Linked DNA regions of Mus musculus: all the other regions are linked to region 4. The links are chromatin loops, found by intact Hi-C in ENCODE. Cell type or tissue: heart. All regions are shown on one strand.

Region 1 (4,000 bases), 56 kb before region 4:
TCAAAATATGTTGTTTTTCTACTTTAGGTAGAAAATCCTCTACTTTAGGTAGAGGAACCACTGTTCCTCAATGTAGCTTTCTCCATTATCCGATTTAAGTAGCCTGAAACTTACTACCTAAAAAAGCAACACACCTTCATGGCCCTTCACACCACCTTACAGCATCACTATCCAACATTAAGAGATGTACTTTATGTACGTTCCCTTGTCTGTCTCTCCTACTAGAGCATAACATCTACTATGGTTAGGGTTTTGTCTTTTGGTTACTGCAATATCTGTAACATTTAGAATGCATCTGTTAAACAATTAAAAAAACAACAAGTAGCCAAGTCTCAGACTGAAAAAGGAGTATCATTATCCTTGGGTCTCCAATGTGCATCTGGCAAACACAAACCCATCCTCCAAATCCTTACTCCAGGCTACTGTCTCTAACATGCTTCCTTTACCCCTCCTAGGAAGGGAGGACTTCTGGTTTTTGTTTTGTTTTGTTTTTTTCACGAGCAACACCAGACTCCATTTCATAAGCGAAGAGCAGACAAAAGTTCAAATAGACAGGCTAAGCAACAAAACTTCAGAGCTCAAGATTCTTTTCGGTTAAAGGATATATGGGATGATCAAACAGTAAGTATTTAACGTATTGTCTTAAAAACCATACTTGCTGTACAGCCTCAGACCAGGGGTTGCCTCAATTTTCATTGATTACATGGATTATGGACATTTAATCCTCCCAAGAACACTGTAAAATCAAATATTACCACCATCTTACTGATAGAAAACCTGTTGCTATGACAGTTACCTAATTACACAAGAACTCACAGGCAGTTAAGTAACAGAGCCAGGTTTAAATATCCATCCTAGAGCCTGTCTGAGCATTGGGCACACTGCCTTCTTTGTATGGTAAATCAAAAGAAGGACAATTGTTGCAAATCTGCTGTGTATGCCTGTTAGAAAAATAGGTGTACTGAAAGGTTATCAAAGGGCCACTATGTTAGTCACCAGAAAGACCCTTTTCCTTTTCCCAAGTATGTTTTACCTTCTTTCTTGTCCCATCCCTACTCCAAAATTCACATTTATATAGAAACAGATGTATGCCACTTACCTTAACAAGAACCCAACGATTTATTTTTTTCAGATCCACAAGGTCTCTAATCCAGAAGTACTCATAATATTTAATTCTTCCCTCTCCTAGAGGAAAAAAGCAGCAATGTTGAATGAGCATGACTGCAAAGCTTACATTTTTCCTTTTAACAGTAGGCCATTTAAATAATGTCCCATGCACTCTCCAATCCTGACATCATCCTTCAGCAAAATTTTGCTCATTCTAATGTTTCCGTTCCTCCTTCAAGAAGCCGTTTCTTTCTGACCTGCTCTACACAAAATAACAAGAATTCTTCTAGCTGAGAGATTTTTAAGTTCAGAACAAAGCCCTGGGCCTTGTTTTTCTTGCTGTTAAGACGGGGAGAGTCTCACGTAGCTTAGGCTAGCTTCAAAATCGCTAGGCAGCTTAAACTGGCTTTTAATTCCCTATCCTCCTACCTCTACCTCAAACGCTCAGGTGACTGATAGGCGCATTATTATTTCAACTTCTGAGATCAAGGATTCATTCCTCGTGCACTAAAACCTGTAGGAATACGATTCATGAATGCAATGTTACACAGGACCAAGGCTGCTAAAAATAAATGACTATGGAATGCTTTGAGCAAACAGATTCTGCAGATTCCGGGGAACTCAACTAATCTCCGCCCTTAAGGCTGGGGGAGGGTCCCCCCAGTGCCCATGGTTGTCTAGACATTCAGGAAGGCTCCAGACTGCATTCGAGCCTGGCTCCATTACTACCTCCAGGACAGTCTCACAGGTTTCTCCTCCCAACTTTTCGTTGACAGCGACAAGAAGGGCGCCGCGCCTGGCCCGGACCCCTCTCACGGCCAAGGACCTCGAGGACCCGCTGAACGCTTACTCCGCCGCCCAGGGCGGCACTTCCGGTGACTGGACCCTCAAGCCGGAGCTTCCGGGGCCGAGCACTCGGCGATGGCCGATTCGGTCCCACGGTCTCCTAGGGAAGGAGAGTGGGCCGAGATGCTGAGAGGTCGGCAAGCCAACCGCCGGATACCAACCTGGAGAAGCGGTCCCCGCACACCACAAGGCCAAGACAAACCGCTCTCACCAGCAAGGACAGGGAGGCGTAGCCACGCCCCGAGGCACGTAACTACCCCTCATAGGGCTGCACCGGGATTCCGGGCCAATAAGCACCGGACCTCCCGAAATGGGCGGAACCTGAGCGCGCCTGCGCCCTGGCTCTTTCGCGTCCGACAACTACCTTTTCAGCTCCTGGAATTTGGGACTGCAGCAGCTCCGGTACCCACTGAATTGAAACCGTGCCCTGCGCCCGGTACTGCGGCTCTGAACTTCTGTTTTCTTTCTCCACGGCTGTTCAAATCAAGAGTTAGGAGTAGTGTCTCAAGGATAGATGCAGCGGACTCGGTTTTAAATACCTTGAAAAGCCGGAGAAGTGGAGAATTACAAAGGCTCTTTGGTGCTGTCACTCATGCCAGCAAACTATGAGAAGCTTTGAATAGGCAGCGGCGGCGTGGCCTTATTGCTGGAGAAAGCTGCGGGGAAACCGTGTTGAAAGGATTTCTGTCCTTTCTGATTGCGATTCTAGGCTGAAGACAGATTCAGAAAAAAAAACAAAAAACAAAAAAGAACAGTCAATATTTTCCCTACTTGAAAAAAAAAATGTATGTAGGCTGGCGAGATGGCTTCTGTCGAGAGTGAGGAGCAAAGAGTGCTTCTTGCTAAATAAAACCTCGCGACCTGAATTTGATCTCTGAGACCAATGTCAAAAGCGGAAAGAGAGAACTAACCGTAAAAGTTGTCTTCTGACAGGCATACACAATAATAAGTATATAATACACACACACACACACACACACACACACACACACATATATATATACTATACACATACACACATGTATATAACAAAAACCCTCACATGGGAAGTGAGTACTAGAATTCTCTGGTCTGGAGAAGAACTTGGATTGGCTGTTAAATTCTAGAGTTAGGGTCTGAGGATGGCAATTATGTATTCTGAATTCACTAATTCCTGTTTTCAGAATTTGCAGAATTTCTGCAGCTTATTTTAAATTAAAATTTTAAGACAAAAAATCCCACCAGTGTCATTCAAATATTTAAGTTTTTTTTCTTAGACTTATTTTCTATGTATGGGTGTTTTATCAGCATATATGTGCACGTGGTGTGTGCGCGCGCACTCTAGGAGGATGTCAGATCCCCTGGAACTGGAATAATGCATGGTTTATGAGCTACCATGTGAGTGCTGGCTGGAAAATGAACCAGGGTCATCAGCAAGAGCAAGTGGTCTTAAATGCTGAGCCATCTCTCTAGCCCTAATTTTAATATTTAAATAACTTTTTATTAACTGTTTTTAGTGTAAGATGTACCAAACACAATTCGAATCACACTATAGAATGAGCTGTGTATGGCTATATTAGGAAGAAATGTACACATGTTATTGCAGGAGAGTATGTGTTTATGCCATCCCCTTCAGCTATAAGAGTGTTGAGACAATGGACTCAAAGGATTGGAATTGTGATAGGAGTCTTCTGCTGAGAACAAGGAAAGGACTAGGGCCTTGGCCAGTGGGAGAGTTAGGGCAGGATTTCACACAGTCCTGACTGTGATGAGTGGGGCTACTTATGATTGTAGCTACCAGGACTCCTTACTTATGCACATCTCATGACCTTTAAAATATTCTGAACGTCGTGTTAGTGGTTGAACCCCTTTACTTACTCCTCTTCCTAGTGTGACCATATTGAGTAAACCGCTTTCACTGCTTTGTCTTGCTTGTCTTTTTGACAAATTGAAGACAGGTAGCTGAGCCTAGCTTGGTAGAGCTACCAAGGTCCATGCATAGACTCTTAACAGCCACTGTAAACCGGAAGATTAACTTGCCGACTTATACATTTAATAACGGGAAGCT
Region 2 (4,000 bases), 340 kb after region 4:
CGATCCAAGATCTGCATCTACATGACATTTACTGCTCATGAGAATCCATTGTTTTCTGCTGGCCTCAGGGAGCGGCTGGCACATTACCTAATAGCAAAGAAATACCTCCCAAAGGAATTTAGAGGAGGGATAAAATGATCAATCACCATCAAGAGAGATCACATTTTCTTGTTCTTCTGTCTGCTCTCCTCCTGAAACTTTCCAGGATGTATTATCCATGAATTATATGCATTAGTTTAAGATGAAGCTATGCTGAATAGTTCATTTTTCTACCAGAAATTCACGGTTGGAAAACAGGAATTCCCAAATCAAGGAGAGATACTTAGACCTAGCTAATAGCGACAGGATGAGGTTCAAAACTCTCCTTTTTAAATGATGACTAAAATAAAGACAATCGAAAGAAAAAATACATAGACAACAAAACCACAAGAAGATGAAGATGGAGGAGGAAGGCAAAAAAGTGCCAGCAAGCTGGGTGTGGTGGTAAACAGTAATGCTAGAACTTGGGTGAAGGATCAAGTTGTCTAGGCCATTCATTGCAGGAAAAGTTATTTTCCTATTTTCAGTCACAAAGTGAGCTCACATCCCCTTCACCTGTGCTCTCAAACTGTCACTGCTTCACCCCAAAATTGTAGCAGCTTTCCTCAATCTGCCTACACTGGCCAATCACATTAACAAAAATCAGACTACAGGAAGCTATTCCAAGAACACCCCTGCCTTTACCAACCTTGGCCACGGGGTGAAGCTGTAAAGGGGGTCATGAAATGGAAGCTACTATACTTACACGGCATTAGAGTTCTCAAATACAATGCCATTTATCTTAGTTGTGTAATCACCATGTTAAGACATGAATCCGCTGGGACTCTGCCTGTTCTGAGAAAGAGAAACAAAACAAAACAAAAAACAATTTTTGCCATTGCATTGTTGGCAAAAAGGCCACATCTCAGGGCAAATGGTTGAGAATTATGAGGAATGTTTAGTTCTGCCTTACATGGACTTTACTTGAACCCCGCCCGGACTTACAGACGTTTTTAATGTGGTTAGATGAGAACCATGCTTAACTGCTTTCCTATCCCTCACTCAGGCTTTCCTCAAGGAACAGAGTTTAGCTGCGCACACTTAATAAGGCAGTATTTCTTTTCCAAGAAAATGGTGCAAACTTGACCTTACAATTCTCCAAAGGCACTCAAGGTTTATTTACTCAATTTCTCTATATTCTGAGATGCCCAAGCTGTTAGGTGGTTCAGTATTACAGCGCTTTTTCAGGGAATGTGGGCGGCCCTGAGAAGGGCCTTTGGTTAGAAAATACAAATTAAAAAAGTCTTAGCCGCCGAATCCGTAGAGGGTGCGGCCCTGGCGCTTGAGCGCGTAGACCACGTCCATGGCGGTGACGGTCTTGCGCTTGGCGTGCTCCGTGTAGGTGACGGCGTCGCGGATCACGTTCTCCAGGAACACCTTCAGCACACCGCGGGTCTCCTCGTAGATGAGGCCGGAGATGCGCTTCACTCCCCCGCGCCGGGCCAGGCGGCGGATGGCGGGCTTGGTGATGCCCTGGATGTTATCGCGGAGAACCTTACGGTGGCGCTTAGCGCCGCCTTTGCCCAGGCCTTTTCCTCCCTTGCCGCGACCCGACATGTCTTAGGAAGAATGGAAAATGGAGTCAGAGCTGAGAGTCGGTCCTTTATATAGCTGCTTGGCCTTGATCTCCCACCCCCAACAGAATCACACAAACGAAAACCCGCCCGCCGGACGGTGACGTCATAAACCCCGCCAATAAGACCTGGCGGGAAAGAACCGAAAGCGCCCGGGCGGGAAAGTGACGTCACAAATCCCTCCCATCAACCATGCCCCGAAAGCGCGCCGGCGGGAAAATGACATCACAAACCCCGCCCCTCAGCCAAGACCCGAAAGCGCGCCGGCGGGAAAGCGACATCACTGATCCCTCCTCTCAGCCATGCCGGGAAAGACGCAAAAGCCCGCCGGCGGGAAAGTGACTTCACAAATTCCGCCCCTCAGTCACGACCAGAAAGCGCGCCGGCGGGAAAGTGATGTCACATATCTCGCCCATCAGCCCCGCCCCGAAAGCCGGACGGCGGGAAAAGTGACATCACAGACCCCTCTCTGGATCGGAGCCCTATAAGGACCGAAAGCCTGCGAGTAGGTCACGTCAGAGATCCGACCTGTACACTTTACGCATATTCCACGGGTAAAACCAGACAATCAGTTGACCTATTTTGTACTTGATATCAACTTTGGGCTGTTATAAACTCAAGTTTTGGGGAATATCCACCGTTATAGACACTAGGGAATATATAGGTTCGTTTAAGGATGGAGTAAATTACAGCCATTTTACTTGAAATCGTGTGTGGCTCTGAAAAGAGCCTTTGGTTAATTCCGTAGAACTGTACGGAACTGTACAATTACGCCCTCTCCCCGCGGATGCGGCGGGCCAGTTGGATGTCCTTGGGCATGATGGTGACACGCTTGGCGTGGATGGCGCACAGGTTGGTGTCCTCAAACAGACCCACAAGGTAGGCCTCACAGGCCTCCTGCAGAGCCATGACGGCCGAGCTCTGGAAGCGCAGGTCGGTCTTGAAGTCCTGCGCGATCTCGCGCACCAGGCGCTGGAACGGCAGCTTGCGGATCAGCAGCTCGGTCGACTTCTGGTAGCGCCGGATCTCGCGCAGCGCCACGGTGCCGGGACGGTAGCGGTGAGGCTTCTTCACGCCGCCGGTGGCCGGGGCGCTCTTGCGGGCGGCTTTGGTGGCTAGCTGCTTGCGCGGGGCCTTGCCGCCGGTGGACTTGCGAGCGGTCTGCTTAGTACGAGCCATAGCAAAAACTAGAAAGCAAGCTGGTGAGCACTTGGAGATGGTGAGTTCAGAACTACTATTTATAGTATGCAAAGGATAGTGATTGGATGAAAATACTGGTTATCTGTGACGTTTAAGACTCTGATTGGTTTATGTTTAAGAACTGCAGTTGAGGCTAAGGTAGTCTGCCGCGGTACTTATTTTTGTATGTGTGTGTTTTAAAGTAAATGGAATAAAATTCCAGTGACTGTTATCTTCTACAGCACATCTGCTTCCAAACACATTGCAGCTTGGACTTAGTGGCATTGAAGAATAGAGAACAATCTTGTTATCTTCATTATTGAAATGTAACAATGTGACTTCTACATTGAAGGAGAGTAGGCCAGATTCTACCTTTTGATTGGTTTACTGCCTTTCGTAAATAGCCACTAAAACAGCAGATTTAGAACTCTTCATTTGCGTGGAAAGTCTCCATTTTGTTGCAACCCACACTGTAAAGAAATGGAGAGAAACATGGGAGTAAAAGTACAGACGTCTGACTCGGGTTATTCTGAGCATTTCTTCATTAAATGGCTGTACTTGTATGGATGCTTTGAGTTCTTGCATTTGGAGCTTGAATTTTCAAAATACTTTCACGCATTTTTGGCCAGATATCACTGATACGTTCGAAAACAATTTTTTAACTATAAACTATAGAAATCGTCATACCATGTTAGGATTGCACTTTTAAATTCTTTAAAAAAAAAAATGGGCAAGACTTTCCCAGAGCTATTGTGTACTTGCATATCCTGGGAAAAGTCGTGTCCTGCCTTTTCTCTTTTTATTTGAGCCACTACTGGCTCACAATATGAAATCACTGTCGCAAGCTGACACTCCTTAAAAGAACACTAAGCCTCTTGCATAACTAAAATATAAAGTAACGATACATTGCTCCCATTACTGCCAAGAATCAATACTGAAACCCGCAGAGAAGGCCCACAAGCTGGCTTTCTGGGTTTTAATTGACTAATTTACAGCCACCTTTCACTAGTTGAGCTCCTTTTTGATAGGCATCTACCACTTTCTGATGATAAAACAGGAGAGTACAAGGAGAATCTGCTGTGGTTGAAATTCCACCTCAAGCAGCCAGCCGGAGAAGTTTTGAGGCCGCCTCCTCTACCTGCAAAAACACGAAGCTAGGTCGGTGGAAT
Region 3 (4,000 bases), 100 kb after region 4:
AAAGGATATATAATGTCAAGGCTGGCTTGCAACTCAAGGTGGTCCTCCTGCCTCAGCCTCCCAAATGCTGGGATGACAAGTGTTAGCCACCAGACCAGGCTTTAAGTTTCTGATGTAAATTGTCAATGATATTCTGGGAAAACACATCTAATTTACATTCCTTCCAAGAGTGAAATTCATTGTGGGGCAGGTTAATGCCAAACTATTTATTATACTCATTTCTATTTTTAAAAGTAATTTAGGATCTGGGCATTTTTCTCCAAGGTAAGCCATTTACCCATCACTAAATGAAACCCTGGGCTTGATCCCCAGCAATAACAAAAGAAAGAAACAAAGAAACAATTATTCAAACATGGCTAGTTGTGTATATTGCATGATACATGCTAACACCATAAGCACTCGGCAGTGTCCACTATAACAACAGGAAGTGATGTGTTCCTGCTCCGTCTCAGTGGTGGATCTTCAGTGCTGGAACTAAATCTAGTATAAAGCACCAGATATTCAATCTGCAATTGAAAGACTAATGGGTGCTGTGGTTATCAGAGCTATATTCAGTTCTTTCACTGAGAAGAATCCAAGTACAAACACATAGAGTTATAGCAAGCATATCTCTCTCTCTCTCCCTCTCTCTCTCTCTCTCTCTCTCTCTCTCTCTCTATATATATATATATATATATATACGTCAAGATTTCCCTTTAGCTAATTGCATGAAGAAACTATTAACCACAGCTTCCTCCAGATTCTTACAGCCTAACACTGCAGAAACTTTTTAACAAAAGATTAACCTGCCTGCCTTTTTCCCTCCAGCTGTATCCAACAAGTCCATTCATTTCCTGGTTGCTCTTTGTGCATCTCACCAGCGTGCACAACCGGTGACGTCCCGCCTTTTCTGTATGCATGTCCATCGTTTCTCCTTCCTATAGTAGATCCAGTTGGGGCAACCTCTACAATGAGCAGGTCATTGCAATGTGCATATATTTACTGACTGTAGGAATGTATAATGCAGCACTGCTTATAACTGTAATGTAATAAGGGTTTGGTCACATGCATTATGGTAAATAAAAGACTATTAGACCATTAACATTTATAACACAGAAAGGTACAAGTGTGTGTTGTACGAATAGAAAACCACAGTGAAAAGGCTGGTAAAGCCAGTAAGTGAATATTTATTTTTTCCCCGTTTATATTTAAAAGACATCGAATATTGTCTTTTAGTTCTCTATTTCTCCCAAGTAAATGAAAGTATAGTAATGTTAAACAAATAGTAAATTGGAAAAGATTGCTACAGTTGTGCCTTGCAAAGCGTGTGTTCAAATGTTTAACCCACCTGCTCTTGATCTGGTTTAGTGGTGGATCAGAGGCAAGTGTTATATGGAAGATAGATGACCCATTTGTTTCAAATTTGAGAGCAACTTGCTTACCTGAGCAAGACCCTGAATCTGGGGTTTGGTTCCCAGAACTGCCAAGGGAAAAAAACTGGTCAAAATTGTTGATTATGGATAAGGATTTGGTGTCTCTCTGGCGCCCTCATGTGGCTGGCCTGAAGCACTCCTTGGCTATGTGAAACTGTGAGATTGATGCCCAGGGCCCACAAGTCTGGCATTTTGGAAGCTAGGGACGACCTTGGTAGATATTCACGTGCAAGTTTCTGTGAGCAGCAGTTTCCAAGTTTTTTTGCGTAGACACCAAGGCATGTGGTTGAAGGATCCTATGGTATGGGAGATGGAACCCGGTCCCTGTCTGACCTTTTACTGAACATTTCACTTGATCTAATTATTTTCCTCTTAGCAATAAAACAACGGCCAACAGAAACATGTCCTCAGTTAGGCAAAACGGAATTTAGTGGTTTAGTACAACGGAGGTAAAATGTAATGTGAATCAGTTGGTTCAGAAACTATTCTTGGATAGCCTGGTCATTTTTATCTAGCTGAAACAATAATGTAAGACTATAGCTATATGTGGGAAAGTAGTGGTCATCATATGGAGTCAGGGTGGGATGGGATGGATGGGTCTGTGTTTAGGACATTTAGCTATTTGTTAGTGCTACTATTTTACAATTGATGGCTTGTTTGCGGTTCCTTCGTCCCTCTCCTCTCCTCTCCTCTCCTCTCCTCTCCTCTCCTCTCCTCTCCTCTCCTCTCCTCTCCTCTCCTCTCCTCTCCTCTCTTCTCCTCTCCTCACATCCTCTCGTTTCCTTCCCTCCCACCTTTCTTTTTACTGCCTTCCCTTCTTCCTCTTTTTCCTTCTTCCCTTACCTCCCCCACTCATTCACTTTCCATGTATCTCCAAAGAGCTTCAGAGCGTGTGTGTTTCTGAACCCCCGCCTTAAAGTAACACGTTTCACATATTTATCAAAGGGTGTAAATACCATATTTTCTGAATTGGGGACAACTTTCTAGCGTCTAGTGACCACTGAACACTCAGGGTATCCGAGATTGTTCTGCTTTCAGTTTTCCTCTGTGTTGTTTTCTGGATGGGGCATGCCTTTTCTTTCTGTACAACAGGAAGAGAAGAAAAGAGGGAACACTTTGGTTCAGGCACGTCTTTATTTTCTTGTATCAAAATCCCATTTCTGCTAGGTGTGATGCGGCAGGCCTGAGTGAGTGCATGACACAGTCAGGAGGCCACCCTTTACTACTTGCAACCCTATCTCAAAGCACAACAAAAATGCAGGGGTTGTGGATTATTCAGCCCATCAAAACTGAGGCCCAGAGGCCCAGTCTAAACCTGGGAGAACCTGACAGTTCAAGATACCGAAAGGCCTCATTTCAGTTGATTCTTGTCTTTCTCGAACTCAGTTCTTCGCAGTGTTTCTCAACCTGGGGGTCGCGACCCCCGCATTGGGACTCGTATAGCAAATATCTTGCATATCAGGATATTTACGTTAAGATTTATAACAGTAGGAAAATTACAGTTATGAAGTAGTAACGAAATAATTTTATAGCTGGGGATCACTGCAATATGAAGAACTGTATTAAAGGGTCGCAATATTAGGAAGGTTGAGGACTACTGCTTTAAGGTGTCGAAAATGGTCTCCCCTTTCCCTTTGACTGAAGCAAGCAAGAATTTCGGAAAACCCAGAAAATGAGGGAGTCTTTTTTTATTTTTTGATCGGACGTTATAATTTAACTTATAGAAATCAGAGAAAAAAAGAAAAGTTAAGTAACCACGAAGGGATTCGAACCCTCAATCTTCTGATCCGAAGTCAGACGCCTTATCCGTTAGGCCACGTGGTCACAGAGGCAGCTCTTGTCCAGAAGACTTAGGAAGTGAAAGGAACCGTCTGCTGGGCTCTGCACATTATAAAAGACAATGCGGTCCTCGCTAGGAGATCCTACGGATTATTTGAGACCACATGGTCAGATTTAGAAAAGCTGGAACCGAGTTATTTCGGTACTGCAATTCACGGCTAAGCAAGCAGTTTGCATAGACTGAGAACTGCTTCCTTATTAATGCTCATCATTCACAAACTCATTTATTACAGACCCTACGGCGTGACAAAGCCACCCTCCCATGTTCTCCTACTTTCGTTGATTCTTATAACTTGATGCCACAGCACTTTTCAATATACATACTGTTCATTTCAAAAAGGAAACAGTACGTTTGGAAGGGGGGTGTGGGGGTCCTCTGGCTTCTTGACAGAATCAAGGTCCTTAATTGCTATGTGTAAATTAGCTTTCATTAAGAAGTGAAAAGACCCAGAGTTAGGAATATGAATACTTTTGACTATTATCATGTTTTACACTTAATTTATGAATACAAATGGTATTATAATAATTTTAAAGAAGAAACATTCATGAACTCATGATGCTTTCATGATTACTAACAAGCAATTACTAGGGCTCAGAAAGGGGCCTTTCACATAGCCTTTCTTTCCTGTCAGTAGAATAACATCTGGAAAATAGGAAGAATGAAATAGAAACATGAATTCTTTACACACGTTTGTTCTGGAATTCCACAATCATCTACCAGGTGAGCTTTGTTCTCACAGACACATTCT
Region 4 (4,000 bases):
TTTACAGGGATTGATGAAACACGGCTGTCTGTAAGGGGCAGCTCCTCCTTTCCTTAATTCATGCCTCCCTTCAAATGACAACTTCTTGAACATTAGAACAGCACCAAGAACAACACCAGTCCCCACCTCCATTTCCAAGTTGTGCATGTCAAGAGGTGGAAGAGAGCCAGGCATGGTAGTGCACGCCTTTAATCCCAGCACTTGGGAGGCAGCAGCAGGCGGATCTCTGAGTTCGAGGCCAGCCTGGTCTACAGAGTGAGTTCCAGGACAGCCAGAGCTACAAAGAAACCCTGTCTCGAAAAACAAACAAACAAACAAACAAACAAAGGTGAAGAGGCTGAAGGAGGCTAATCATACAGTTTCAGGGACTATTTGAAAATTGAGAGGGCTGGAGAGATGGCTCAGTGGTTAAGAGTACTGACTGCTCTTTCAGAGGTCCTGAGTTCAATTCCCAACAACCACATGGTGGCTCACAACCATCTGTAATGGGATCTGATGCCCTCTTCTGGTGTGTCTGAAGACAGCTACAAAAAGTAGTAAGTAAATAAAATTTTAAGAAATAGAAAGAAGAGAAGATCGTGGGTCTCTTTCAGGCCTTATTAAACCACTCTCTCTATCCACTCACCCTCTCCATTTCCCTTCCCCGCCCCTGCCTGCCACCTAAAGGACGTGAGTACTACACACTTAGCAGCTAGGAAGGGGCCACAGCCTTCCAAGAGCCAGCACCCCACGCCTCATTCGTGTACAGCCAAGAAAATGAGTCGCGCCCGGCTGCCCGCATCGTCACCTCTCCTTTCGACGCAGGGCTTACCCTCGGCCTGGAAGAAAACGCGTCCCACCTCGCCGTAGGCGCTGAGCAGGTTGCGTACGTGAAGGGGCCGGAATCGCGGCGGGACGTGGCCCAGGTACACAATCCCCGGAACTACCTTCTTCTTCTTCTTGCTGCTGCTGCTGCAGGCCGTGTCCTCGGGCTCCTCCTGATCCTCCGCCGCCTCTGCATTCGCCTCTTCCTCCATCGCAGCCTTTTGCTGCTCCACCAACTCTCCCGCTTTCACCATGGCAAGATCTGGGGAGCACGACAGCCGTGAATCTGTCGCCATCTGATGACGCACATCCTGCGAGCCAATCTGCGGTCGGGGCCAAGAAATGACGTAAATCCTGGGTGCGGAGGGGCGGGGCAGAGACAGACTGGGCGGGGCGGGAGGGGCGAGGCCAACAGACTGGACTGAGGAGAAGGGTTGGGAGCCGCAGGACCTGGGTCCCGGTAAAATACTTCCGTCGCGCGCAGCCCTCATCTGAGGCAAGCTCTCACGGAATATTTTTATTTTTTTTACAAATGTGCATGAATGATTTTTGCCTCCATGCATCAAGAGCGTACCCTGGTGCCTCTCGTGGGATTTTTACAGAACAGAGTGTTGAAAGAGTGTGTTGTAGAGACCAAAACAGCATTTTCTTCCAGGTCTGTGGTGCGAATGTGGTTGAAAGGTTAACACACATTTTAAAAAGTTTTATGAAGTTCAACTTGTAAACTTCAGTCTGAGCCTTGAAGTTTTAATTATTTGAAGTTTCAACATATTATTTGAATTTTTATTTTATTATTTGAATTATATGAAGTTTTAACATTTTAAAATTAAAGTTTTTGAAGCAGCTTATAAATTTGCACGCATTCTTTTGGGATTTTAATTGGAGTTGCGGTTTTAAAATTTTAAACGCGCCTTTAGTAATTTTACATTTCACCTTGTGAATACTTAAATCTGTAACTGTTTGAGTAAAAAGCTGAGTACTATTGTGTTCGAATCTGTGCAAGTTGATGAGCGAAAGGTCCGGGTTGCAGGTCTCAGCCTCGGACCAGCCGCCAGGGGGCGCGGTCCGCACATCAGCAGGCCGCCTCGCTTTTGGGACCTACACGCCAGGGCCAACGCAGAGGCGGGCCACAGCAGCTGATGACGCTCGAGCGATGATGCCTCTGCTAGAAATGATGTACTAACCTCCCCTCCTGCTTAACGGACGGACGGAGAGCAGGATGATCCTGAGGACTCAAGTTGTCCCTCGTCAAGGCCCTACATAATATTTTATCCTTCATCATCACGATGACATATAGAAGACAGGGCAACTGTGTCCACAGACTCTGGGCGTTATTTGTAAAGCTGAGGTGCTTCTGAGGACCTAATAACTAAACCTGACTTTGGGGACTTGCATTGAAGAGAACTTGCTGTTGGTTACCTCTGCTCCTTTTATGAAAAGTGAATATGGAGAGAAAAGACCCCTACTTTTAACTTTTAACTGACTACTTCACCAACAATGATGACACTTGAGAGCGTCTTATAGTTACTTCAAAACATTGAGAACTGGGGGAGGGGCACATGTAAAGAAGACACAAGAGTGTGGTGGCTAAGTGGCTTTCTGTACTTTGCACGTGCTTGAAATTATTGTTAATGAAATATTTGTACACATTAAATGCCAAATAAATGCCAAGTAAACTGGAAGTCGGGGCAATCCTGTAATCCTCAGCTCTTGGGAGATGGAGAAGAAAGGAAGTTCCAGACCAACCTGGGCTACAAGAGACCCTTTTAAATTTTAATTTATATATTAAAATTATGTATATATATGAGCATAGAGAGGATCGTGAAGAATCATTGAGTCGTCAATGAGTGAACATGCGAAATAGTCGTGCCAGGTATCTTTTCATCGTTACGCCTTCCCATGATCCAGTCTCGATTTCGTAAAATCTAAGTGCTCCCACCTTAAGTGTACCTGAAGTTTATTTTTACCTCAAATCCTACAACTGCGTGTTTCAAGTGACATTGGTACACTGGAAACCCTTAAAAGCCCTAGGATTCTCAGTATGGTGATATCTTTTCAAAAGATCGTTCCTTCGAGCCGGATTCGAACCAGCGACCTAAGGATCACTATTCTAGTAACTCTACAGTCCTCCGCTCTACCAACTGAGCTATCGAAGGAAGACGCCCAGCTACCCTTTAGGATATGTAAAATAGTTGGCTGACTTATTCTGATTCATTTTGAAATACAAGGAAATGTTTGGTAGGCACTAGGATATTCTAAAACTAAGTTAGCTAGTGATCCCTCAACAGTTGTTTAAGAACAGGTTTGAGTTGAGTGCTTTTAATGTATAAGTGTTTTACATAGATTTCCAAAAACTGCTCCTAAGAATGTTCACGAGCCCTTCCAGGCAGGGCTCACCTCCCTCTGTTGCACTTCCCTGCTGTGCTGTCCAGTCTCAGCACCTCCTTTATTAAAAGTGAGTGAAAATGTCAGTGGTAACATAGACAAACTACCATCCTGAGGCAGAGCTATTGCCCACTTCAAGGAAACTTGTGATTCTCCTTTTTGAACAAGGAAAACCCCGGGGTAAACACAAATGCATGAGACACAAAACTTAAGAGGCCTTTGACAAGTAGGACAGGAGTAGTCCATACTATTTTCCACAATTGTAGTGGAGCAAATAAATGAAACATGTCACACACACACACAAAATCAAGCAAAAATGTTAACTTTTTCATTTTAAGTGTGCTGTCATGCTCGGCCAGCAAATACCTATGGTGCCATTCAGTTTCCTGATCCTAAGACAAAAAAAATGAATCTGTTATGAAAAACAAGAAGCCATCCAGGGATATTTTCATGGAATATGTGAGTTATGAAAAGTTTGAATATTATGAATTATGACATGTATAAAAATGTTTCTTGCAAATGCTAAAAGACTCAGCGTCTTCCTTCGATAGCTCAGTTGGTAGAGCGGAGGACTGTAGACTACTAATGTGGTGATCCTTAGGTCGCTGGTTCGAATCCGGCTCGAAGGAATGATCTTTTGAAACGGTCTCACTATGGTGGGAATATTAGGACTTTCAGAGAATGCAGTGAACCAATGTCACTTGAAATACTCAATTGTAGGATTTAGGGTAAAATAAACAAAGCTCAGGTGCTGTACACACTATTTTTCCACAGCTCTTGGAAGATGGAGAAGAAAGGAAGGTGCTGCATT
Region 5 (4,000 bases), 170 kb after region 4:
TGGAAAGACTGAAGTTCAATGACGCTTGTTCTGTTTAGAATGAATACACCTACTGAGTGTGTAACCACCCTAAGCACGTAGAGATTAATAAGAAAAAAACTTGTAATGATTGCTCATGACTTCTCTGAACAGAAATCCTTGACGGTTTATATAGGTTTATGGCCCCAGGTTACACTTTGATCAATTACCATGTTTCATAGAGTAAAATCCCAAGGTTTGGTCTTTGAACACGTAGGGACCTTCGCAGTATAAAACATTGTTACAGTTTTCTAGAGACAGAGTAGGGCAGCCTTTCCCACACAGCTGCCAACCAGGGTTTTCCTGCCTGCCTAGCAGAATGCTCTTTCTGATAAGAGGTACAGGGCTTGATTAGCACCTGTCAGCAGGGTTGCCCTCTCCAAACTGACTGGCAGAGGGGCCTGCTCTGTAGAGAAGTTTTACTTTTGCACAACTTAATGTCTTCTAAGCAAGTTTATTGGTAAACCTGTAACATCAGTTTCTTCCGTTTCCTCTTCCAGATACTCTGTCTCGTTCCCCATACTTCCCACCAAGAGCAGAAATGGTCCTAAGGTACCCCATGTTGGAAAGCGCAACAGAATATAGCCTGGCAGAACAGTAGATCAAAGAACATTTTAGCTGGAAGCCAGGCTAGTCTCATAGAGATACTCAAGGTGGGAACATACACAGGCTCAGACGGAGAGGAGGTGAGATTCCAAGGGCCTGCATGAAGAAGAATTTTTAACTAAAATTGAGTAAGAAGCACTTTGTAAATTAATCTGTAAGACAGGTCAGGTTATTATTTACAAGGGAAAGAATAAGAATTTAGTCTGTGTTTGGCTCAGGAAACAAAGCAAAATGTCCATTTAAATCAGAAACTCCACAAGATACAAACAAAACCCAGAAAAACAACAACAAAACCCAAAAACAAACAAACAAATAAACAAACAAACAAACCAAAACCATTTTAAGACATTTAGGATGTCTTTACTTGCTGTTGTTTTTCAGGGTCACCTCACATCACGGTCAGTATTGTCAGGTGGAGCAAGTAATATCTCATTAAAAACATGCTAGGCCTAATGTGTATAAATGACTATGAAACACACTTGGTATTGCGTTAGTGTAGTGCAGAGTTAGTGGAAATTATCAGTGATTTATAGTGATGTGTGTTGTTCGTGCACAGACTGCAGAGTTCCCGATCCAATCGGAATTGCTTGTTTCCTGTTGAAGTCCCCATTGCCTGCTGATGCAATGTAGTGTCTTACTAGACCACAAGATGCTAGTTTGAAGAGTACATCGGAGCAGGTCCTTGTGCTACATATGCTTTAGTTCCAGCTCTTTGGGAGGTAGTGGCAGAAGGATGAGGGCTTCAAAGCTGTTTTGGCTACATAGCGAGTTCTAGGCCAGCATGGGCTACAGGAAATGAAAAATGAAAGCAAACCCAAAGGTCAACCAAGCATCCAATCAAAACAATTGGCTAGAATGCTTGCAAGCATGACTACTGTTCTGATAAAGTTTGCCCTGTGAAATCTACCCCCACATTCACAACTTTTTTTCCCCCCACCTCACTAAGTAAAACTTAAATATCACATTGACTTAAAGATACGTTCCAAGGTTTTCCTTTATGGGTGAGAACTCAGAGAAGGAAGGTTTACGTTTGCCTTTGCCTTCTAAAAATGAATCAGATCTGGAGTATGTATATGTTGTGTATTAAAATAAGGGACCTATATGCACATTAATTATATATTACAATAATTATCTAAATGTATGTAATATAAGTCTATCAGCCTGAAAACAACTCATGCATTGACATAAACAACACCTGGTTAGTGTTTACAGGAGAATGGCACACAGCTATCTTAGCACCAGACAGAAGATGAAGGCTCAACATGTTAATGATAGAAAGGGACACGATAAGGATTTTAATTTACAGAGAGGAAGACCAGATACTCTGAAAATCTTCACCCGCACAACCCATCCTTGCCTGCTTAAAAAACAATAAACAATTATATATAACAACAGAAATCCTTGAAATGCCACAGAACAACATAGACTTAAGACCTAAACAGGGTAATGAACATAAAGGCTAGGAACTTCTGGGTAAATGTCACCAAGAGATTTGAGATTTAAGAGTTCATTTTTGACTGCTGGAGGAAAGAGTTTCGGATTGTTGTTATTGTTTTGTTTTTGTTTTTGTTTTTCAGAACGAAGATGCCTACACTCAGATCAAGGGTAAATTCAGAGTCTGTTTGTCTATACAACTGGCAGAGGACAGAGGAAGAAGCTGGATCCAAACGGTACAGTGGAGTTTCAAGGGCCCTGGCATTAAAATTATGCAGCCTCGCAGCGCCACCTAGTGGTTTCCAAAGGCAAATCGCTTTTTCTTTTAGGCTATCAACTATGTTTTTAAGTTCAGTTGGCAACCTTTGATTATTATCATTGTTGTTGTTGTTGTTAATTGTTTAGGTGTAGGCAAGTCGTCTATTGAACTACTGTTTATCGTGTGCCTCTTACGTGACAGACTCATCCTCAAGGACTCTGGTTGTTGAAATATAAGGTTAAAAATAAATTTCATGATGTCAAAGTGAAAAACAGACAGCTTGGAGCATCCCTTGGTCATCAACAGAAATTTCTGCACACTTCCGCAGACAAGCAAAGAATTTCAGAGATTGAAATTCTCAGAAGCCATAAACTAATGACTTATTGTGGTTTGAGTAAATACAAACGGGCAATTTGAACAGGAGCAAGCAGAAGTGATCCAGCAATAACGTGCAACATGCGCCTAACCATGACGCCGCAGGAGACTGGCAGGGTTTGTAAAAGGACAGTTTCAGAGGCTGGCAAGACGGCTCTGCAAGCAAAGGCATTTGCTGCCAAGCTCTCCTCCTTGATTGATTTCCATCTCTGGGATCCACACGGTATTAGGATTCACAAATAATTTATTATCTTGGATAAATGCAGAAGAAAAATGAAAGAAGGAGGAGGAGGAGGCGGAAGAGGAGAAAAGGAAGAAAATTTAAAAAGGCAAAAAGGGGTTGGGGGATAAAAGCTTCATCAAGGTTGTGAGAAAAAAATGTGGAGTTGCAAATCACATTGGCTGGGATGCATATTAGGCCTTCCAAAGTCCCCTGGGTCCTCCTGTTTTCCTTACCTTCTTCCAAAATGTTTGTTCCAGAGCCAGCCCACATCAAAGGGGCAAGGCCACTCCAGAAACCCTTGCCCAGCTTTCTATCTGCCTTCTAATGGGCCTTCACTCTGTCACATGCATGCATACACAAAATAAAACAAAATATGCCAAAAAAGTGATTTTATACTTTCTGTTGTGGGCTAACCTTTCAACATATTACCCTTAGAAATTACTGTAACAGGTAATGAACTGCATCTAAGATTAGAAAAGATTTAAATACAACAGACAAGCTAAGATACAGAGTGTCAAGGTTTGTATATGCTTGGCCCAGGGAGTGGCACTATTAGAAGGTATGGCCTTGTTGGAGTAGGTGTGCCACTGTGGGTGTGGGCTTTAAGACCCTCATTTTAGCTGCCTGGAAGCCAATATTCTGATAGCTTTCAGATGAAGATGTAGAACTCACAGCTCCTCTTGCACCATGCCTGCCTGTTTGCCACCATGTTCCCACCTTGATGATAATGGACTGAACCTCTGAAACTATAAGCCAGCCCCAATTAAATGTTGTCCTTATAAGAGGTACCTTGGTCATGGTATCTGTTCACAGCAGTAAAACCCTAAGACACAGAGAATAATGTTTTGAAGTACACACAGCATAACTTGAATAATTTGATATTGGCTTCAGAAAAAAATAGCACGATAGTAAAGAATTAGCATCATATACACTGTACTTTTCTTACAATCTAATTAAAGAGCAACACCAGCAGAGACATATAAAGCATACAGTATAGCAAAGAAGCCAGAGTAAAGTGAAACAAGGGAGAAAATTTTTATTTTATTAGTTAATTTATTTTCTAGTTGTCCTAGTCAGGGTTTTAC
Region 6 (4,000 bases), 1.4 Mb before region 4:
TTAAGTCACACAGGTCCAGAAATAATTCTAGCACAGGAAAACTAAACAAAATTATGTATTTAAGGTAACAAAAGATTATAAATGCTGGAGGAACTCCAGTTAGAAGTCTCAAAGAAACCAGATTTTACAGTGTATTTACCTGAGGTTTACAATGTTAAAACTACACGGGAGGTAGAGGATGGCTCTACAGGACACAAGGGAAAAGTGACTCTACTTGCTGAGATGCACACTATACAAACCCTCTCCTTTAAGAAACCTAAGGCCTAATCCTACTTAGTGACTTAATATTGAGTCTCTAGGGACAGCCCGCCCAAACCAGTGCCAAAGATGTGGTGGCCTAGTTTTCCTTGTGCACTGACTTTATGAATATAGACGCTGGCTCATTAACTATAGACGGCCACAAAATGTTTTCATTCTAATTCCATTCCATTCCATTCAGTGCAAAAACAAGTTACTAATGACAAACTGGAATTTAGCCTAACTTGCTAAAAAGGAAACCTACGGCGCTATGCCCGTGAGTCTGTTCAATTCCTTTCCAGAAAGCTAAGTGCTAAGCCCTTGTTAGGAAAGGTTAGGTGGCTCTGAAAAGAGCCTTTGTTGGCGATCAACAGTGCTTTGTATAAAGGGTTTTATTTCCCCTTGGCCTTGTGGTGGCTCTCGGTCTTCTTGGGCAGCAGCACGGCCTGGATGTTGGGCAGGACGCCGCCCTGCGCGATGGTCACGCGGCCCAGCAGCTTGTTGAGCTCCTCGTCGTTGCGGATGGCCAGCTGCAGGTGGCGCGGGATGATGCGCGTCTTCTTGTTGTCGCGGGCCGCGTTGCCCGCCAGCTCCAGGATCTCGGCCGTCAGGTACTCCAGCACGGCCGCCAGGTAGACCGGGGCGCCGGCGCCCACGCGCTCCGAGTAGTTGCCCTTGCGGAGCAGCCGGTGCACGCGGCCCACGGGGAACTGCAGGCCGGCCCGGGAGGAGCGGGTCTTGGCCTTGGCGCGAGCCTTGCCGCCCTGTTTGCCGCGTCCAGACATTGTAAAGATTAAACAGCCTTAGTGACAACTGTACGTTCCCAAAGAGCAAGAGCTTGGTCCTTATAGTTTTCTCTGGGCGCGAAAAGGAACGTTCGGGATTGGCTGCGTTCTTTTCATCTAGACCAATGGAAAGCGATTATAGCAACAAGTATTTTGATTGGGCCAAAGCCTATATGACGTCATCAAACCAATCACCCAATCATCATTTTGCTTTCCTAAGCTTTATTTGAATAAGGCCTCTTTAAAAGGGAAGAGCCGATCAGCTTCTGTGGTATAGCTCTACGTAGAGGTCCTGCTTCACTATGCCTGAGCCTGCGAAGTCCGCTCCCGCCCCGAAGAAGGGCTCCAAGAAGGCCGTCACCAAGGCCCAGAAGAAGGACGGCAAGAAGCGCAAGCGCAGCCGCAAGGAGAGCTACTCGGTGTACGTCTACAAGGTGCTGAAGCAAGTGCACCCCGACACCGGTATCTCCTCCAAGGCCATGGGCATCATGAACTCGTTCGTGAACGACATCTTCGAGCGCATCGCGAGCGAGGCGTCCCGCCTGGCGCATTACAACAAGCGCTCGACCATCACGTCCCGGGAGATCCAGACGGCCGTGCGCCTGCTGCTGCCCGGGGAGCTGGCCAAGCACGCGGTGTCGGAGGGCACCAAGGCCGTCACCAAGTACACCAGCTCCAAGTGAGCGCTCCAGGCTGACACCAAATCCAAAGGCTCTTTTCAGAGCCACGCACAATTTTTAAAGAGAGCTGCTGCATGTCTACTGCTAACTTATGTTTTTGGCGTTTGACCACAGCCAGGTTGGTATCTGAATACTGGTATACAGGGTAGTTACTTTGCATTACAGTAATTTTTTTTTTTGTCCTTTAATTTTAGTTGGTAGTTGTTACCCCTAGACCATTAAACATAGTACTCTATTCCTGAGAAGGATATGCCTGTACTATCCATAAACTGAACAGGAAGCTCAATGAATTTTCAGATGCTATTAGGATTTCATATAACTCAACTGAGTGTCTTTAGACTCCTAATTCAGTAAGCCATTAGTAACGACTATAGGAAGTGGATGGTAATTGCTGAAGAATGTAATGGATACTTGGATACCACATTTTTTCATCAGTTATACTTCAATTTGTCTCCCCGAGCCAAACCTACCCCTTTAAAGTGGAATAGATCCAGTCTCAGTAATGAACAGCTTCTCTTTTTGTCAATAAGCACATTTCTAAATAATCTAAATAACTGCTCAATGTTCTAGGTTAAGTCCAGCAGTGTAGTCTCAAATCTTGTAGCTCAGTGTCTGGGTATCACAAAAAGGAGAGCTAAAAGGAACTGTTGGCTCCAGGGAAGAGTTGTCAGATTTTTCCATTTAGTTGAAGATTAGTTGAAAAGATATGTCTCCATCTTGTGGCCATTTAGGATAACACAGTTTGGATTAGCTAGAGTCTAACTGCATATGTCAGAGTCTTCCCAGCAGACTCCAATGTCTCTTGTCCTTTACTTACTTGGTGATGGAATATATGTCATTTAGGGTTTTCAACTTCTATACTAAACTCTAGTCAGACTTCCAGGTTAGGCACAACCTTGGTTAAAAAAAGACTTGAACAAACAATGACTCTGAGTTCAAGGCCCTATCCCCAGGATAACCCTAACACCTTCAAATGACATCTTGGGGAAACTCAACCAAAGGTGGAGTCAGTCTCTCAACCTGTCTATCTGTGAGTTTAGGGCTCCTTTCTTTCAGGTGGACAACTTAGGCATGTACCCATGTACAACCTGTAAAGACAAGCATCAGGGCTCTTCTTAGCCTGCTTTATGGATTCAAATGACTGCGGTTAAAGCTGTTTCTAATGTGGTTCTGCCTGTTGCTTTTCTCATTAGCTTCTTGGAAGGAACCCCTTTCTATTTATGAGTAATGTGACCAAAATACGCTAGTAGTTTATTAGTACACTAATTACCTGATCTTGGAAGGGACCCTACAGCATGGCTGCTGCATCTTCTTTGAAGAAAAGCCCGATTCTTCTCTTTGAGAGGAAGGACGGACAGTGGTTCCTGTGTTTGGGATCACTGTGGGGCGGACACATAGTTATTCTCTTTTATAATTGGGGCCTTCACTCTGTCTGGAAGGACTTCTGAGTCCTGACAACAGAAACTCATCTTAAGAACAATGTCTTCTTTGACATCTTGTCATCTATGCGCCCCACTGATATCACAGTTTTTATCCCAAGATCTGGGATTTGGCATACTGTTCTTTCCTTGTTCATTTGCTCACTGGCTCAACTTACCCACTCTTTCCATTAGAAGTTAGATACCTTGGGAGTTGGATTTGGTGGATGGCATATTTTGAAATGGAGTTAGAACATTTTGATCACTTAAGTTCTCTAGGTTCTAGAGGTGTCTGGCACTGTGTATTTGTGCTAGCTAGTTTTATGTTAACTTAGCAGAAGCTAGAGTCAACGGAGAGGAGGGAGCCTCCAATGAGAATATACTTCCATAAGACTGGGCTGTAGGCAAGCCTGTAGGACATTTTCTTAACCAGTGACTGATGTGGGAGGACTGAGCTCATTTGTGGGTGGGGCTACCACTCCGCTGGAGGTCCTGGGGTCTATAAGAAAGCAGGCTGAGCAAACCACAGGAAGTAAGCCAGTCCATGGCCTCTGCAACAGCTCCTGCCTCCAGGATCCTGCCCTGTTTGATTTTCTCTCCTGAGTTCCTTCAATGATGTGAGAGTGTAAGCCAAATAAAACTTTTCCTCCACAATTTGCTTTATCATAGCAATAATAACCCCCAACTAAGGCAATAGAATCTGGATAAGTTAGTGAAGTACCAAGAATTGTGACTTGAAGACACCCGGTGAGAAGGTAGGTGGTACATGGGGATCTCTTGGACTCCCCACGACTCATTGTGTTGATTCTCTCACTTTTACTTCCACAGTGGCAGCCAGCTATGAAGTGCTGAGTCCAGGGCAGAAGCAACAGAGATGAGT

Evidence for each region. Hi-C counts contacts between places; a loop is a spot of excess contacts. Peaks named below come from ENCODE experiments on the same cell type or tissue, not always from the same donor. Only the 100,000 strongest peaks of a DNase experiment are listed, where the experiment ranks them.
Region 1: a loop joins it to region 4, with 4 times the contacts of the local background. A loop is called at or near these places in 4 of 42 quality-filtered maps.
Region 2: a loop joins it to region 4, with 6 times the contacts of the local background. A loop is called at or near these places in 6 of 42 quality-filtered maps.
Region 3: a loop joins it to region 4, with 6 times the contacts of the local background. A loop is called at or near these places in 37 of 42 quality-filtered maps.
Region 5: a loop joins it to region 4, with 10 times the contacts of the local background. A loop is called at or near these places in 24 of 42 quality-filtered maps.
Region 6: a loop joins it to region 4, with 2.3 times the contacts of the local background. A loop is called at or near these places in 14 of 42 quality-filtered maps.

What each region holds. Positions count from the first base shown.
Region 1 is chr13:23,367,021-23,371,020 of GRCm38, forward strand. It overlaps Zfp322a (zinc finger protein 322A), which reads right to left and starts at 2,188. Exons shown (of 5, transcript NM_001111107.2): 1 at 2,115-2,188; 2 at 1,100-1,185. The region is part of intron 3 of 4930586N03Rik (RIKEN cDNA 4930586N03 gene); the gene reads left to right. In heart, no CTCF peak of the experiment used is centred here; a DNase peak (open chromatin) is centred at 2,281; H3K4me3 peaks cover 2,910 bases; H3K27ac peaks cover 2,196 bases.
Region 2 is chr13:23,759,523-23,763,522 of GRCm38, forward strand. It overlaps H4c1 (H4 clustered histone 1), which reads right to left and starts at 1,727. Exons shown (of 1, transcript NM_178192.2): 1 at 1,273-1,727. The coding sequence starts at 1,635. The coding sequence ends at 1,324. It overlaps H3c1 (H3 clustered histone 1), which reads right to left and starts at 2,864. Exons shown (of 1, transcript NM_013550.5): 1 at 2,363-2,864. The coding sequence starts at 2,831. The coding sequence ends at 2,421. In heart, no CTCF peak of the experiment used is centred here; DNase peaks (open chromatin) are centred at 1,839, 2,509 and 2,819; H3K4me3 peaks cover 3,331 bases; H3K27ac peaks cover 3,791 bases.
Region 3 is chr13:23,523,293-23,527,292 of GRCm38, forward strand. Gm11335 (predicted gene 11335) reads right to left here. Exons shown (of 2, transcript NR_167693.1): 2 at 3,082-4,000. It overlaps n-TRtcg1 (a tRNA gene), which reads right to left and starts at 3,236; the gene lies at 3,164-3,236. In heart, a CTCF peak has its summit at 1,530 (motif pointing left); DNase peaks (open chromatin) are centred at 1,549 and 3,269; H3K4me3 peaks cover 2,085 bases; H3K27ac peaks cover 795 bases.
Region 4 is chr13:23,422,775-23,426,774 of GRCm38, forward strand. It overlaps Abt1 (activator of basal transcription 1), which reads right to left and starts at 1,092. Exons shown (of 3, transcript NM_013924.3): 1 at 812-1,092. The coding sequence starts at 1,058. n-TYgta3 (a tRNA gene) reads right to left here and starts at 2,960; the gene lies at 2,872-2,960. It overlaps n-TYgta4 (a tRNA gene), which reads left to right and starts at 3,731; the gene lies at 3,731-3,818. In heart, no CTCF peak of the experiment used is centred here; DNase peaks (open chromatin) are centred at 1,137 and 1,907; H3K4me3 peaks cover 4,000 bases; H3K27ac peaks cover 1,516 bases.
Region 5 is chr13:23,595,830-23,599,829 of GRCm38, forward strand. The region is part of intron 1 of H2bc6 (H2B clustered histone 6); the gene reads right to left. Gm33387 (a long non-coding RNA gene) reads left to right here. Exons shown (of 3, transcript XR_873173.2): 2 at 2,202-2,294. Among named protein-coding and RNA genes, the nearest start is that of Gm33387, 6.5 kb to the left of the region's middle. In heart, a CTCF peak has its summit at 2,372 (motif pointing left); a DNase peak (open chromatin) is centred at 2,342.
Region 6 is chr13:22,041,906-22,045,905 of GRCm38, forward strand. H2ac11 (H2A clustered histone 11) reads right to left here and starts at 1,044. Exons shown (of 1, transcript NM_178186.3): 1 at 573-1,044. The coding sequence starts at 1,022. The coding sequence ends at 630. It overlaps H2bc11 (H2B clustered histone 11), which reads left to right and starts at 1,293. Exons shown (of 1, transcript NM_178198.3): 1 at 1,293-1,753. The coding sequence starts at 1,325. The coding sequence ends at 1,705. In heart, a CTCF peak has its summit at 2,422 (motif pointing left); a DNase peak (open chromatin) is centred at 1,126; H3K4me3 peaks cover 2,370 bases; H3K27ac peaks cover 2,052 bases.